Regions from separate parts of the Mus musculus genome. Here region 2 is linked to region 1. A link is a loop called in an ENCODE intact Hi-C map of the cell type or tissue named here. Cell type or tissue: left cerebral cortex. All regions are shown on one strand. Links, peaks and the distances in the headings refer to the core of each region. The heading gives the core; the rest is flanking DNA.

Region 1 (7,282 bases), core at 1,065-5,064:
AAAGACCAGCTCAGCATCCTGAAACACAATGGCCACAATCATACATCACTTACAGACTGCCACTAAACACTGCTTGCAATCTTCCCTACATTTATTTGTTTAATCTTAAGCCTAGGATCTGAGTGCCCAACAAGGAGTACAGGTCTGACACCAAGCACAAAGGAACCTCAGAAACTTAAATCTGTGCAACCTGCACCCTGAGCCTTGGACACCAGAGTTTACTTCTGGACCAACAATTTCACAAGAAGTTACCCATACCCACATTTCCACTAACTAGCTCAGGAGCCACCTCAAATAAGATAGTATAACCTACAGTTCTGTGCCCAGCACTAAGAGCAATGTGGGACTCCCTACTAAGGATAAGGACAGTCCTTCCTGTCCTTTCTTAGTCACCTTCTGGTTTGGTGACCTAGAGAGAGTAGAGGAAGCTCAAGACTTCTCTCTGGGAAGTACAGGTCCAACAGTTACCTGACATTGTTATGCATACCTGTGCTGTGCCATATAAGGCACCCAAAGAGCTTACCATTTTGTATGGAAACTGGATTTTCAGAGTTCTGTGGAGCTGGGTATGATGGTGATGCTTTTAATCCAAGCAATAGGGAGACAGAGGCAGGCAGACCTCTGTTGAATTCCAGGTCAGCCTGCTCTACATAATGAGTTCTAGGACAGCCAAAACAGAGAAAGACCCATTCTCAAATCAAATCAAAACAAAAAAGATCTCTGGGGTTACAAGGATATTTTTAGTTCTACTGCTATGAAGACTTGTTTTGTATATGAGGAAAACACAAAAAGATGTTTAAACTAAACACACCTTAACTTTAAAATACAATAAAAGCAATGTTTTTACATGATGTATGTCTAAATTCAATAACGCACAGAGAAATGTGTGAACAAGTATTTTATTAAGGAAATGAAGTAGAACAGCAAAGACCAGAAAAGACTGGGAATCCTTTTATGAAACTTTTTTGTGTATGATTGTTTTTAATGGTGGGTGATGGCCCAAACTCTTGATGCATAATAGTTCAACACAAACAATTCTGTCAAAATTATGCATAATCTGAGTTTGAAGAGCTACAAAAAGCAAGTTATTTCAGGTAATTCTATGTTATGTTGCAATTACTCAATCCTACCTAGCACGAGGTATGAGGAGTAAGGCTCCTTGTTAGCAGCTGGTCTTCACTGTACATACAGAAATGGATGTACTTCACTTCCAGCTCCAGCAACCACTATTACCCTTTCTATAAAGCTTTCGAACAGGCCAACCTCCCACCTTCCCCTTCCAGCAAAAGCAAAGGCGACCCACAAAGTCCCAAAATGAAAAATCACAACCTCATTTTAAACTAGAGCTGTCCAGAGTCAAGAAAAAGGCCAAACTCTGGAAACTCAAACCCAAGGACAAACCCCAGATGCTAAACAAATGTAACAATACTCCGCGAAGAAAGCTCCCAAAGTTGCACCAAAACTGCAGAGAACACCGGGAACAAATAAGGAAAACTTAAGTATTTATCCATTACTGTACTTTCTTGCAACAACATGAGCATCAAAACCCATGCCCATCCCCAACAATTTTCTCAACTGCTCTCAATACATACTGTGCCAACACAATATTCCGAATCTCATTAAAAAAAAAAAAAATCTGCCTCATGACTTGGCACACAAATACCCCTTAAAGCTTTGGTTTCTTCACTGTGGATGTCTTTTTAAAAGAAGATAACTTGTTTTAGCAACCTTACAAGAACGCAACTTGAGAGAAACCCATAATCATTCGGTGGCCAATCCAATCTATAGAACCGATTATGCCAACTGCATCCCACGTACCAGCACTATCTTCTGAAACAGAATAAAAGAGACAGCGGTCCATCCACAGCATGCCTGCGTAAGTAAACCTGAAAAAATAGTTACCCCAACCCTTGCGACTATCCTCAGCTGACACTCCTGAGGAAAGAGACCCCGGCGGCTCCCGAGAGCTTACAGCAGCAGGCACAGAGGGCAAGACAGCCGCGCCCGTGGTGCGCCAGGCGGTACCCAGAAACTTCTAGGGGGCACTTTTCAAGGCCACAGTCGGTGTGCCTCGGGGGTCCCGCCGGCGCCGCCCTCCCTCCGCCGCGCTCGCGCCCGGGAGGAGCTGTCAGCTAGGCAGGCGCCGGCCCGTTATCCGCCGGCCGCGCCCGCCCGGCCGCTCGTGAGGGGGCGGCGGCCGCTCCCGCCCGCGGACCCCTGCTGCTTACCTCGAAGTAGCCTCCGGCGGCACCGCCCGCACCCGCGCCCAGAGGCCCGTGGGCCGCCGCGCCGCCCAGCAGGCCCGCCGCGCCGGGGCCCGGGGCCTGGGGGCCGCGCAGGGCCGCCGCCGAGCCGGCCTTGCCGCCCGAGCCGCCGCCACCCGAGCCACCGCCGCCGCCGCGCTTGTTCTTCCGGCGCTTGGCTCCGCGCTTAGCGTCGGCCGGGCTCATGGCGGGAGTGAGGGACGGAGGACGGCGGGCGGGGAAGGGGCGCGGGCGGGCGCCGGGCCGCGGGCGGCGGCGGCAGCGGCGGGCAGGCGGAGGCGGCGGCGGGCGCTGCGGCCGGCCGGGCGGGGGGCGCGGCGCGGGGTCTCCTCCCGGGCTGGGAGGGCGGGGCGGACGGGATCTGAGGGGCAGCTGCTGGCGAGAGCGACGCGAGTCCACCGGGCCCGGTGCCGCCGCTGACCAGAGTTAAGAGTCCAATATGGCGGACACAAGGGGAAAGGGATCCCAGTTTACGTCGGGGGAGGGGGGAAGCAGCGGCAGGGGGAGGGGCGCGGGCGGCCGCCCCCCGCACTCCGCCCTCCCGGGCGGCGCGCCCCTGGCCTGGGACCCCGCCCCCGACGCCACGCGCGAGGCATGCCGGGAGCTGTAGTTCCAGCCGCCCGCGGCTCCGCCCGGGCGTGTGGGGCGGGACCACGACTCCCGTAGGGCCACGCGCAGTTAGTCGTGCGGGGAGAGGGTGTGCCTAGGGTGACGTCCGGCGCCGCGTGGCCCTGTGGAATCTGTAGTCCGCGCACGGACGGAGCTGGAGGCGGGCGGGGTCCAAGAGGGTCTCGCAGTTCCAACTCTGGCGGTCTCTCAGTTCCTTTAGTACAGCCTCCTGCCAAAGACCCAAGCTCTTGCCCTGCTCGTAGTGGGCCCTGCTGACTTTGGCCCAGTCCAGGTTCGAGCGTGCCCCTTTCACCTGTCGCTGTGTGACCTTGGCCTATGCCAGGGCCAGTGGAAAGAGGGCCGGCATCCGCCGACTGGTAATTCACTGCATCTGCGCTGACAAGGCCTGCAGTAAGCAGGAGCCTGCCTCACTCCTTCCTCGCTTCTCTTTAAAGTCTCCATACTTAAAGGAGCGCTTCCTCAGGCCATCGCCCATGCTATTCATCACTTTCCATTCACCACATACCAGGAGGACTTTAGTTCAGGACAGAAGTCTGGACCACTACCTAGAAACCTTGTTCCTTGGCGCCCTGCTTATCGCCTATAGGTACAAGGACCCAAACCAAAGGTTTCCCGCAGTTCATACCTATTTTTGATTCCATCAGTGGAACCAAGTGCTATCTGTTGAGATTAGCATTGCGACATACAGACATGCGCTCCTGAACCATCTCCTATTACCTCCTAGTTAGTCATTCTGGCCCAATTCAGCAATTCTGACCCATTTTTCACCCCAAACCTGAGCAGCCCAATGTGATGAACCCCGTTTCAATGACTAACTTCCCAATAGAATGAAGGTCCCTCACCCAAACAGGTCTTGGATAGCTCTGATATTAAAGTGTAGTAGGATGCCAGGCTAAATCTCCCTCAGTACTCCATAGGTGGGCAGTGTCAGGACCGCCCCTTCCCTCCATTTCATCTAAGGAGTCCAGTTGAATGCCTCCCTACTTCCATAACCACTTTGCTTTCTTCTGTTCTTGGCACATTGGCATGGAGTTGAAATTTTTAAGTGTCATTAGTATCCTAGAGGGCACAGGATATAGAAGTGCTTGCCTCCACCATAATCCCAACCCCTTGCAGGCACAGGGCTGGGCATGCAGCACTCCAGTAATTGCTAGGTGAATGAATGACCATTTGTCCAGCAGTGCAGTCATTCTCTGTCAAATCTCCATTCACACATACACTCTCCTGAGAGGTGCTATTAGTCATAGTCTATGGATAAGAAACAGGTTTATAGGTGCTAAGGATGTTGCCCAAAGCCACTCTAGTTTTCAGAGGCAAGGCCCAGATTCTAGCTCAGGTATAACTTTGGGCACCAACATAAGTGTATGTACAAAGACACTTTGTTTCTAGAGCAAATGAATTCACAGAATCTCTAAGCTTCTATAAGGAGGCCGAAGAGGGTTTTTTTTGTTGTTGTTGTTTTTGGTTTGGTGTTTGTTTTGTTTGCTTGGTTGGGTGAGTTTTTGGTTTGGTTTTTCGGTTTTGCTTTTGTTTCAGTTTTTCAGACAGCATCTCACTGTATATTTCTGGCTGGCTTTGAACTTGATATGTAGACTATACTACTCAGAGATCCTCCTGCCTCTCAGCCTTCCATGTTCTGGGACTAAAAGTGTGTGCCACCACCAGCTTCGTTTTATTCTAACCACCTGGGAGAGCCATGGAAGGCTTTTAAGCAGGGAATGCCATGGAGATGCATACTTCGTTTTATATATTTTAATTAAATTTGAATAAGTGCTTGCTTGCCTGTATGTATATGTACCACATGTATACCTGAAGCCAACAGAAGGCAGAATATCATATACATAATATATAGTGTTTTATTATGTAATATATATGTTTATATTATATATTATACTTAAAATATGATTTATATGTGTAATATATAATAATACATATATGTGTGTGTGTGTGTAAAATGGCACATGCTTTTTATCCCAGTAGTCAAGAGGCTGAGGTAGGCAGATCTCTGTGAGTTTGAGACCACGCAGATCTACAGAGTAAATTCCAGGACAACCAAAGACAGAAACCCTGTCTCCAGAAAAAAAATAAAAAATTAAGATTTTAAAAATGGGAGATAGCCGGGCGGTGGTGGCACACGCCTTTAATCCCAGCACTTGGGAGGCAGAGGCAGGCAGATTTCTGAGTTCAAGGCCAGCCTGGTCTACAGAGTGAGTTCCAGGACAGTCAGGGCTACAGAGAAACCCTGTCTCAAAAAACCAAAAAAAAAAAAAAAAAAAAAAGGGAGATAAATCAACGTAAACACCATAACTATCAAATATGCCAGTAGGCAAGCATGCTGTCACTGAGCTACACTACAGACTGCAAATGCCCAGGTATGACCCAGAAAGGAAAGTTCTATGGCACACAGTTGGGGAAAAAAGGATGCAGTGCCATAGAAGCATAGTCTACCTAACGGAAGCTCCACCTGCCCATGATTTCAAGATGCTCAGGGACTCCTAACCAAGATAAAAATGAGAACAAAAGCAAACCTACACTGAAATCAATCTTAAGCAACCTTACACAAAAACATCAAAGATCTCTGACATCTTTCCAGTGAAGCTAACTAGCCAGCAAACTAGAGTTATTAAAAAACAAATCTAGAGAGTGGTCTTTAAAATGTTTCAACAAGTTATGTTGAGACAATTTAACTACCTTAGAAGTCCTGGTCCTCCTGCCTCAGCTTCTGTAATTCTAGGATTAGGTATAGAAGTTGAGGTATGTTCATCTCTTTTCACATGGTTTCTGGAGCTTCTGTTTTATGCTTTTAGCATTTGTCTGTTCAGATTCACCATCTTTAAAGTATTCAAGAGCCACTCAAGGCTTATAAGTATCATACTCAGGAATCTCTTATTTTTAAATCTCGCTTTGAGACAGAATGTTACTGTGTCACCTAAATTGGCCTTAAACTCATGTTCCAATTGTCTTAGCCTCTGGGGTGCTTACGTTATAGACATATGTCACTGTACCTGGTTGTATCTGGTTTCTTTAAAGAAAAATAAAGTCTTGCTGGGCGGTGGTGGTACACGCCTTTAATCCCAGCACTTGGGAGGCAGAGGCAGGCGGATTTCTGAGTTCGAGGCCAGCCTGGTCTACAGAGTGAGTTCCAGGACAGCCAGGGCTACACAGAAAACCTGTCTCAAAAAAAAAAAAAAAAAAAAAAATTAACAGCTCTGGCTCTCCTGGAACTCATTTTGTAGTCCATGTTAGCCTCAAACTCACAGAGATCTACCTGACCTCTTTCTCAGTGCTGAGATTAAGGGTATATGTCACCATCACCATGCTACAAATCCTTAAATAGTATTGGGTTTTGAGTTAAAGCCCAGAGTGGTCTAGAAATTGCAGTCATTTTATGCTGGGGGTTACAGGACCATCATGCTTAGCTATTTGGCTTCCTTAAAAAAATACTTAGTCATGTGTTTGTGTGTATGTGGTTGTATTGCCTGCATGTATGTCTATGAACAATGTGTATGCCCATGGAGGCAAGAGGAGGACATGGATTTCCTGGGACTGCCATTACAGTTGTGACACACCATGTGGGTACTGCAAATTAAGCCCAGGTCCTCTGCAAGAGGAATGTCTTTGTTACTTTTTTTTTTTTTTAGATTTATTTATTTTTATTATATATAAGTACACTGTAGCTATCTTCAGACACTCCAGAAGAGGGAGTCAGATCTCATTATGGATGGTTGTGAGCCACCATGTGGTTGCTGGGATTTGAACTTCAGACCTTCGGAAGAGCAGTCGGGTGCTCTTACCCACTGAGCCATCTCACCAGCCCCTTTGTTACTTTTCTACTGCCCAGACATAACACCACGCATGACCAAAGGTTCTTATTTGAAAAAAAAAAAAAAAAAGAACAAACCAAACACACAAAAGAACAAAACAAAAATGTTTAATTTGGAACTTCAGTTGCAGAGAGGTAGTGTAGGTGTAGATTTTCAAAACCTGCTTTAATAAGGGTTCTTATACACTTTAATTTCCCTTCTAGCCCACCAACCAAAGGTAGGGGAGAAAGATGGTTAGTAGGATAAGGGGGATGTAGACCTGTTTAGAGGTAGTTCTTTGGGAAAATTCCAGTCTTCCTGGTCAGGATACCAGCAGTCCAGTCCAAACCTTCAAGCACAATCGAACATGAGTCCTCTCAGGCTTGGCAGCAAGTGCAGTTACCCACTAACCCAGTTTGACATGGTTTTAGATTTCGTCAAAATATATTCTATCTTTATATAACTTACTATGTTTTTTTAAATTTTTATGTGTATGGAAGTTTTGCCTCCATGTATTTCTGTGCACCATCACAGAAGCCAGAAGAGGGCATCAGATCCTCTCAAACAGGAGTTGCGGTTGTGAGC
Region 2 (7,282 bases), core at 1,252-5,251, 81 kb after region 1:
ATCTGCGACTGGAGAACAGGCATGGGCTCAGCCAACTCTGAAGCATGCTTCGAGCACCTCAACTCTACACTAAGTTTTGGTTTAATTTTTTTCTTGTTTATTTTTGTTTTGGGGAAGGTGGTCTTGATATGTAGTGGAGTCTGGCTTCAAAATCTCCATCCTCCTGCCTCTGCTTCCTCAGTGCTGGGATCACAGGCCCACATATCCACAGCCAGACTCAGCTTTACTTAAAATAATTGTCTGTTTACTTGCTTTTAGTGCAAGAGACAGAACCCACAGCATCTCCTACACTGGGTAATTGGTCCAATACTGAGCCACATCTCAAGTATCTCAGTATTATTTAGTTTGCGGGTGAGAATTGAGATCTAACTCCTAAGTGGATTGATTACCTTTAAATATGGCTCTTTAACTCCATTCTCGAATCAGGGCTCAATGGTCTGGCCCTTGAGGTAACCTGGAAGGCAGGCTGAAGCAAGCAAGGAGGGTTCGTTTCTATCAGATGCAATCCACTTCAACAGCTTAGGCCATATCAAACATATGTTAGTGAAAGCACCCTCTTTCCCCACAACTAAAGCTGCTCTGCTAAGTGTGGCGGCTACTGTTGAGGTTTTGTCTTTTACTGTGTATCACAATGTTAAGTGTTGGGGGAGGGGAAAGACCAGGAGTCTGCACATAGACCTAAGTGACCCTGCCCCCAGGCTATTTCTGATTGGTATATAAAGATGCCAATAGCTAATAGCTGAGCAGAAGAGACATCGGTGGGGTTTAGATTTTCTGGGCTTGGGATTGGAGAAGAACCATGAGAAGAAGAAGGTGCAGGAGGAAGGAGAAGCCACCATAGGTTTAGATGAGCTGGCCTCGAGGGCTGGCCAATTGAAGTTAAGAGCAGCCCAGATGAAACATAGTAAGTAGTAAGTAATAATTTGGGGTTATCAATAGGAAAGTAGATTCTAATTGCATATAAGGTAGGTATCTGCTCAGCTGTTGTGCTGTTTAAGGCTTATTGTAAATATAAAGGTTGTGTCTTTTATCCATGAACTAAATGGTCAAAGACTGTGTAGAAACCCCAGGTTGGAATTAAAAATTTCTACAACAGGCTATGAAGCCACTCCTTGCAGCTTTCTCTTCCCTCCTGAACTACAAAGCCTGACTCTCACTTGGGCCTATTGTTACCCAACCGGTCAGTGACATTTCTCAGCCTCCTTGAAAGCTGGCTATGGTCGTGTGTACAAGTTCTTCCATCTCTCAGAAGTACTAGAGAATAAACTGTGGGAGCATTAGCCTGAAGTGTAGGACATCTCTTTCTTCTCTTTTCCAGTAGGTTCATGGGCTTAGGAGGCGATGGCTAGAACCAGTGCAGCCATCCTGAATCCTCAGTAAACAGGTCAAGGATGGTAGCCAGAAAGCTGGTTCCTGTTGCATGTCCAGAATTACCTCTGCACACATCTCTCTCTCTTTTTTAAAGATTTATATGTAAGTACACTGTAGCTGACTTCAGACACACCAGAAGAGGGCATCAGATCTCATTACGGGTGGTTGTGAGCCACCATGTGGTTGTTGGGTTTTGAACTCAGAACCTTCAAAAGAGTAGTCAGTGCTCTTACCCGCTGAGCCATCTCACCAGCCCTGCACACATCTCTTGAATGTGAACAAATCTGTCATGCTGGGATCTTTCTGCCTATAGTTAAGCCTGATCCTGATATACCTACCTCCTTGGGCTCAGCCTTTATCTTGGGCACAACTTCCAATATGAAGCATAGAAACAGCTTCTGCACAGTAATAGCCCCAGGCTTTGGAGTTGGCCAAGGGTGAACAGACACCAGATAATTTATTAATCTACTTACTACTGGACATGAATTCATGTGTCTGCTCAACGTCTTCACTTGGAGAAGATGATGGCTTTGGGAAGAGCTGCTTTTAGTTTTCTTTTAAAATTTTTTTACTTATTTTTATGTGCGTGTATATATGGGTGCATATGTAAGTGTGTGCACTTCCATGGGGCGGCCAGAAAATGACCGTAGTGTAGCCCTGGCTGTCCTGGAACTCACTTTGTAGACCAGGATGGCCTCAAACTCAGAAATCTGCCTGCCTCTGCCTCCCAAGTGCTGGGATTAAAGGCGTGCGCCGCCACGCCCAGCTCCACCTTGTGTTTTGGGCAGAGTTTCCCATTATTGTGGTGCTCACCAACTAGGCAATAGGCTACATTGACTAGTGAACCCCGTGGGTCCATCTTCTTAGCCTCTGAAGTGCAGCGATTGTAAATGTCATAATGCCTGGCCTTTTTTACAAAAATATATTTATTTCTTATGTTTATGTGTATTTGCCTGCATGTATGTATGTGCATCACATGCATGCAGGGCCCATGAAGTCCAGAAGAGGGGTTTGATTATTTGGAGGTGGAGTTACAGAAAGTTGTGAGCAGCCATGGAGGTGCTGGTGACTGAATCTGGGGCCTTGCCAAGAGCACCCACTGCTCTTAATCACCGTGCTATCTCTCCAGTCCATGCCTAGGGTTTTTGTTTTTGTTTTTGTTTTTCCAGTGAGTTCTGGCATGCTGAACCTTCTTCCACTAATTAGGCAAACACGTCACTGATTGAGCTATCTTCCCAGCCCCACAAGCAGTTTTTATGACTGAGAGAGTATACAGTTGTGGACATGTTGACTCTAAGGTGATCTGTTAGTTGTACAAATAGTGAAGAACAGGCAAACATCTGAATTCAAGCATTTAGGCTGGAGGGAAAAAATGTTTTTAAAACCACGTAGCTGCCTGGAACTACATAGAAATGGGTGGAGAGCAGCTTCCAAGGAGTAAGAAGGGAGCTACAAAGCAGGTCCAGGGCTGAGGGGCTAAGGGAAGATGCAGGAACTGCTAGGGTACACACACTGTATTAAGAGGTAGTCATCTGGGTCACCTGTTAACAGAGAGAGAGAGAGAGGGAGAGAGGGAGAGAGGGAGAGAGGGAGGGAGGGAGGGAGGGAGGGAGGGAGGGAGAGGGAGGGAGAGAGAGAGATTGATTGGAGGTGGTGGAAAACACCCTACTTTTATTTTTGGAGGTGGGAAGAAAAGCGCAAAGGTAGCTCGCTAAGGCCAGAAAATAGGCAAAGATTGGAGAACTGGAGAAAACGAGTTAGGGAGAAGAGGATGGGCTGTGCCTGGCTCCCTGTGGCGGCCCCTCACCTTAACCTGCCTGCCTACCTGCGGGCCTCTTGGCCTTCCTTGGCTTTAACCTCGTAGTCTGTCCAGGCGCCGCGGGCGGGAGCGTTCACTGGCCAGCTCCGGTACCCGCAGATCGCCTAGGCATCGTTTGGGCGCCGTCACCTAGCAACGCCGCGCAGGCCCTGCCCGCGGTGGGCGCCGGGACCTGTAGTCCTGAGCCTCCCTCCCTTGGTGCGCGTCCCGGGTGGGGTACGGCGTGGCGTTGGGCGGGGATTGGCGGCCTCGCCGGGCTCGCCCCATCCACCACTTGCAGCGGGCCGGGGGCGTGCGGCGCCTCCGGCGCATGTGCGGTCGTGACCGGCGGAGGCGCTGGGTGCTCTTAAGCCGTGAAGCACCGCGCGCCCTGTGCCCGCGCCTTTCCGCGCGCCCGCCCGCTCGCGGGTTTGGGTCGGCCGCGCGCCGCTTGCTGAGCATCCTTCCGGCCGCGCACCTGCCCCGCGCACCTGCAGCCAGCTGCTCGGCGCTAGGCGCCGCGCACACGATCTGCTTGCTCAAGCAGGTCCCGGCCCTGCCTGCGTGTCCACCCCGCGCCGCAGCCGGACCCGGGCGCAGCGCTGCAGAGGGCGAGGGCCGCCCGGAGCGTGGCTCGGGCCGGCGCGGCGATGATGAACAGATTCCGAAAGTGGCTGTACAAACCCAAGGTGAGCGGCTCCAGCTGCGGACCATGTCCCGGCGTCGCGCTTTCCCCCCTCCAGATCCCTTATCCTGCAGGTCCCTCCTTGATAGATAGACCTCGTTTCCTTGGCCCTGTATGAATTTCTTTCTCCAGTTCATGGGATGCCCTTTCCCTGCATTCCGCGACTTGGACAGACCATGTACCTGGCGCGCATTGACTGCTCTTTTCCAGTACCAGACGGGGCTCTTTCTTTCGGGCCTGGGTGTACTGTCATGTTTCTCCTCGTCTGGATACTAGATGGGCTGGCTCCAGCTCGCACCCAGCGGTCCCAGCCTGCGTGCTCAGAGCCCCTACTTCTCTTGGTTCCCTCTAGCCTCACCGCTGATGCTCCTTCATCTTTTCGCAACACAATTATTCTGTCCTAGGATAGTGGGTCTCCCACCCTCCCTTCGCACTTGGGAACCGACCGTTTCATTCCCCTTTCTCCAACCTTAGGCTTTGGTCAGACTCTTTCTTCCCGTATCTTAGAGGTCCCTCACGCCGCGGTCTGGTCCTCTATCCCAAAACGGAGTAATTGGATCTTGGTCCAGTTCTCATCTCTATCCTGTTCCGGTAGCCGCCTGCACCCTTTTGGATCTCCGACCAGTCCTCTGCCCAGTCGCGGGGTGAGGCTCGTGGAGCTTGAAGCTTCAGTGGGCCGGAGGTGCGATTCACCAGCCAGTTCGGGTCCAGGCGGCGCGCCCCGGCAGCCGTGCCAGTCGCACTGCGGGCGCTGCGTCCCGCTGCCTGCCTGGGGCTGGCAGCCCGGAGCCGGACCCGGTGCGCTCTGTTCGCAGCTGGGCGATGCAAAGCTAGGATCCAGCGAAGATCCAGGACGCAGCTGCGGCGTCCAAAGCTGCGTGTTGGGGGTTGGCGGAGTCTGGGGACGCCAACGCTGGAGGTCTTCAGAGGGTCACGACCTGGGTGGGGTCACTGCAAAGACTAAGGGCGGGAGCAGTGCAGCGGCTGCGTGCTGGTATCTCCGAAGTCAGAGGCCTCCTTCTCTTTGGCCCACCCAAGGAACTGACCGCTCTCCCGCCGTGACTAGCCACATTTCTTGATTTAGGGTTTCTGTCCCAGACTCTGTGAATGGTCTCTCGGAGTGGGGCGAGTATTCTGGAGAGACAGCTGGTCTGTTTGGAAGACTGGCATTTGAGGTTTAGGGGACTTTCAGGGATCTGAATCTGTTACAGTTTTTGTCTGCCGAGGTCGGGAAGTTTTTCCTTAGGTTAGAGAATGTTGGGGTGAAGGCTTACAAAGCATGGGGCTGCCTTTGATCAGCCTCGGACTGGACAGAAGGTATTCTGGAGTCTTGTGCGCTGGTGCAGCAGCGGCTCGTGCTCCTGTCTTCCTGGTTGTGGGCAAATATACTGGGGGGTGGGGTTGTGTGTGGGGAACCCTTGCGACCCTTGCGATGGGTGTGGTTTGAGTCTTGCTTGCCCTTAGCCACGCCCTAGGCGTCTGGCACTCTCTTTGCTGCAATCCCTTCAATGTGCACAGTCCTGCCTGCTGATGGTTAGTGGGTCTGCTAGCGGCTGCAGCAGCTCCTGCTCTGCTTATCTGCACAAGGAGTGCCCCCCGCCCCAATTGAGTGAATTTTTAGCACAAGAAAAACAAAACCAAACGACAACAACAACAACAACAACAACAACACAAGTTCAGTACTGAAAAAGTCATTGCAGAGGTGGGATTTACTTTTTCAATAACAAATGTCAGGGGAGCAGGTGGGAGTGTTTGCATGCCCGAGCTACGTCCCTGTCTCTCAGAATGCTTCTCAGAATGTGTACCGGCTAGTTTTGTGTCAACTTGACATAGCTGGAATTATCACAGAGAAAGGACTTCAGTTGAGGAAATGCCTCCATGAGATCCAACTGTAAGGCTGTAAGGCATTTTCTCAATTAGTGATCAAGGGGAAAAGGCCCCTTGTGCGCCCCCCCCCCCCCAATCTCTAGGCAGGTAGTCTTGGGCTCTACTAGAGAGCAGGCTGAGCAAGCCAGAGGAAGCAAGCCAGTAAAGAACATCCCTCCATGGCCTCTGCATCAGCTCCTGCTTCCTGACCTGCTTGAGTTCCAGTCCTGACTTCCTTGGTGATGAACAGCAGTATGGAAGTGTAAGCTGAATAAACCCTTTCCTCCCCAACTGCTTCTTTGTCATGATGTTTGTGCAGGAATAGAAACCCTGACTAAGACAGAATGCTTGTGGGGCGCTGGGGCGTCCAGGTGCCATTCCAGCAGTGCTACAGTAGGAAAGGTGTGTTCTGTGACCCTCCTTAACTGTTTGAAAGGAAGGAGCAGTGCCTACTTAACCATTGGTTATCACTCACAGTTAATTCACAGTGGTCTTCCTTTGTTGTGCCCCAAAGTTAAGTATCATGTCCATAACGTTCCCTGTTGAGCAGTAGATTGCTTTCTAGGTACAGACCATGGCAAGTGGAGAGCTGAGTTGGTAACTTTGGGTGATTCAGCCCAAAGCCATGTACTTTTTAGAAGGGAAGAGATAGGTTAGACCCCCCCCCCCTGCAGCTGTCCTCTTCCTCATTGTCATTTCTCAATAAGCTGTCTGTTACTGTCCTTGACCTCTGGACTTGAGCCATATCTCTGTCTGAGATCTTGCTCTGGCCATGACTGTCTCCAGAGCTGATGCCCTGTGGCCAGTCTAATGGTGAGGCATCTCTGGTTTGAGATTCATTGTTGAATGTCGGTGTCTTGATTGTTTGAAGCATTTGGGTTGCGGTAGGTCATCCTAGTAGTTTTTAATTTTTCAAACCAAAGCTTAGATTTTTTTCCCTTCAGTTATGAAGCGATTATGTTTCTCCTTCCTATATTTGAACATATTTTGGCACAAGTGAATTGAGAGTTGGTCCTGAAATGATTCTGGGCCTGGAAGAGTTAAATGGTGGCAGGAGTGGAGGTGGGGTGTGGGGGAGGAGGGGGGCTGTCTGGGGAGATTGCTTCAGACTTGATCCCCTTTCACTTCCTATTTAGATACACTATTTAAACAACATTTAAATGTAACTGCTGCTATGGTTTAAAACCGAACACATACAGACCATGTTCATAACTTGTGGTGGAAATATTTTGAAAAATGTTGTTATTCCTACAGTTCAGAGAAGCAATGGGAAATGCTTAGATTATTTTCTAAATGACAAAAATTTTGGTTTCCAAAGCACTAAAAACTGAGTTGGAGGAAAAATATACCCGGTGAATAATAGTTTATGTTAAAATGACATGTCAAAGCATTATATTTTCATTGATTTTCTTAAACTCAGCCTTTGAACAGCTCCCCCCCCTCCTTGATGAAGTACTATTAGACTCCTGCTATTCTGGGTTTGGCGTCTGTGAGAGAAAGGTGTGTGGTGAAGGCTCAGAGGCTGAGCTGTCCATATTGCTTAGAGAGTGCAGGCAAAGACT

What was found. Hi-C counts contacts between places; a loop is a spot of excess contacts. Peaks named below come from ENCODE experiments on the same cell type or tissue, not always from the same donor. Only the 100,000 strongest peaks of a DNase experiment are listed, where the experiment ranks them.
Region 2: a loop joins it to region 1, with 2.5 times the contacts of the local background. A loop is called at or near these places in 1 of 42 quality-filtered maps.

Annotation. Positions count from the first base shown.
Region 1 is chr5:34,365,374-34,372,655 of GRCm38, reverse strand. Fam193a (family with sequence homology 193, member A) reads right to left here and starts at 2,723. Exons shown (of 21, transcript NM_001243123.1): 1 at 2,229-2,723. The coding sequence starts at 2,450. In left cerebral cortex, for the core only: no CTCF peak of the experiment used is centred there; DNase peaks (open chromatin) are centred at 1,503, 1,921 and 2,921; H3K4me3 peaks cover 2,387 bases; H3K27ac peaks cover 1,313 bases.
Region 2 is chr5:34,284,675-34,291,956 of GRCm38, reverse strand. It overlaps Zfyve28 (zinc finger, FYVE domain containing 28), which reads left to right and starts at 3,633. Exons shown (of 13, transcript NM_001015039.1): 1 at 3,633-3,858. The coding sequence starts at 3,820. Cfap99 (cilia and flagella associated protein 99) reads right to left here and starts at 3,292. Exons shown (of 16, transcript NM_001370805.1): 1 at 3,197-3,292. In left cerebral cortex, for the core only: a CTCF peak has its summit at 3,494; DNase peaks (open chromatin) are centred at 3,407, 4,004, 4,602 and 4,974; H3K4me3 peaks cover 2,697 bases; H3K27ac peaks cover 2,366 bases.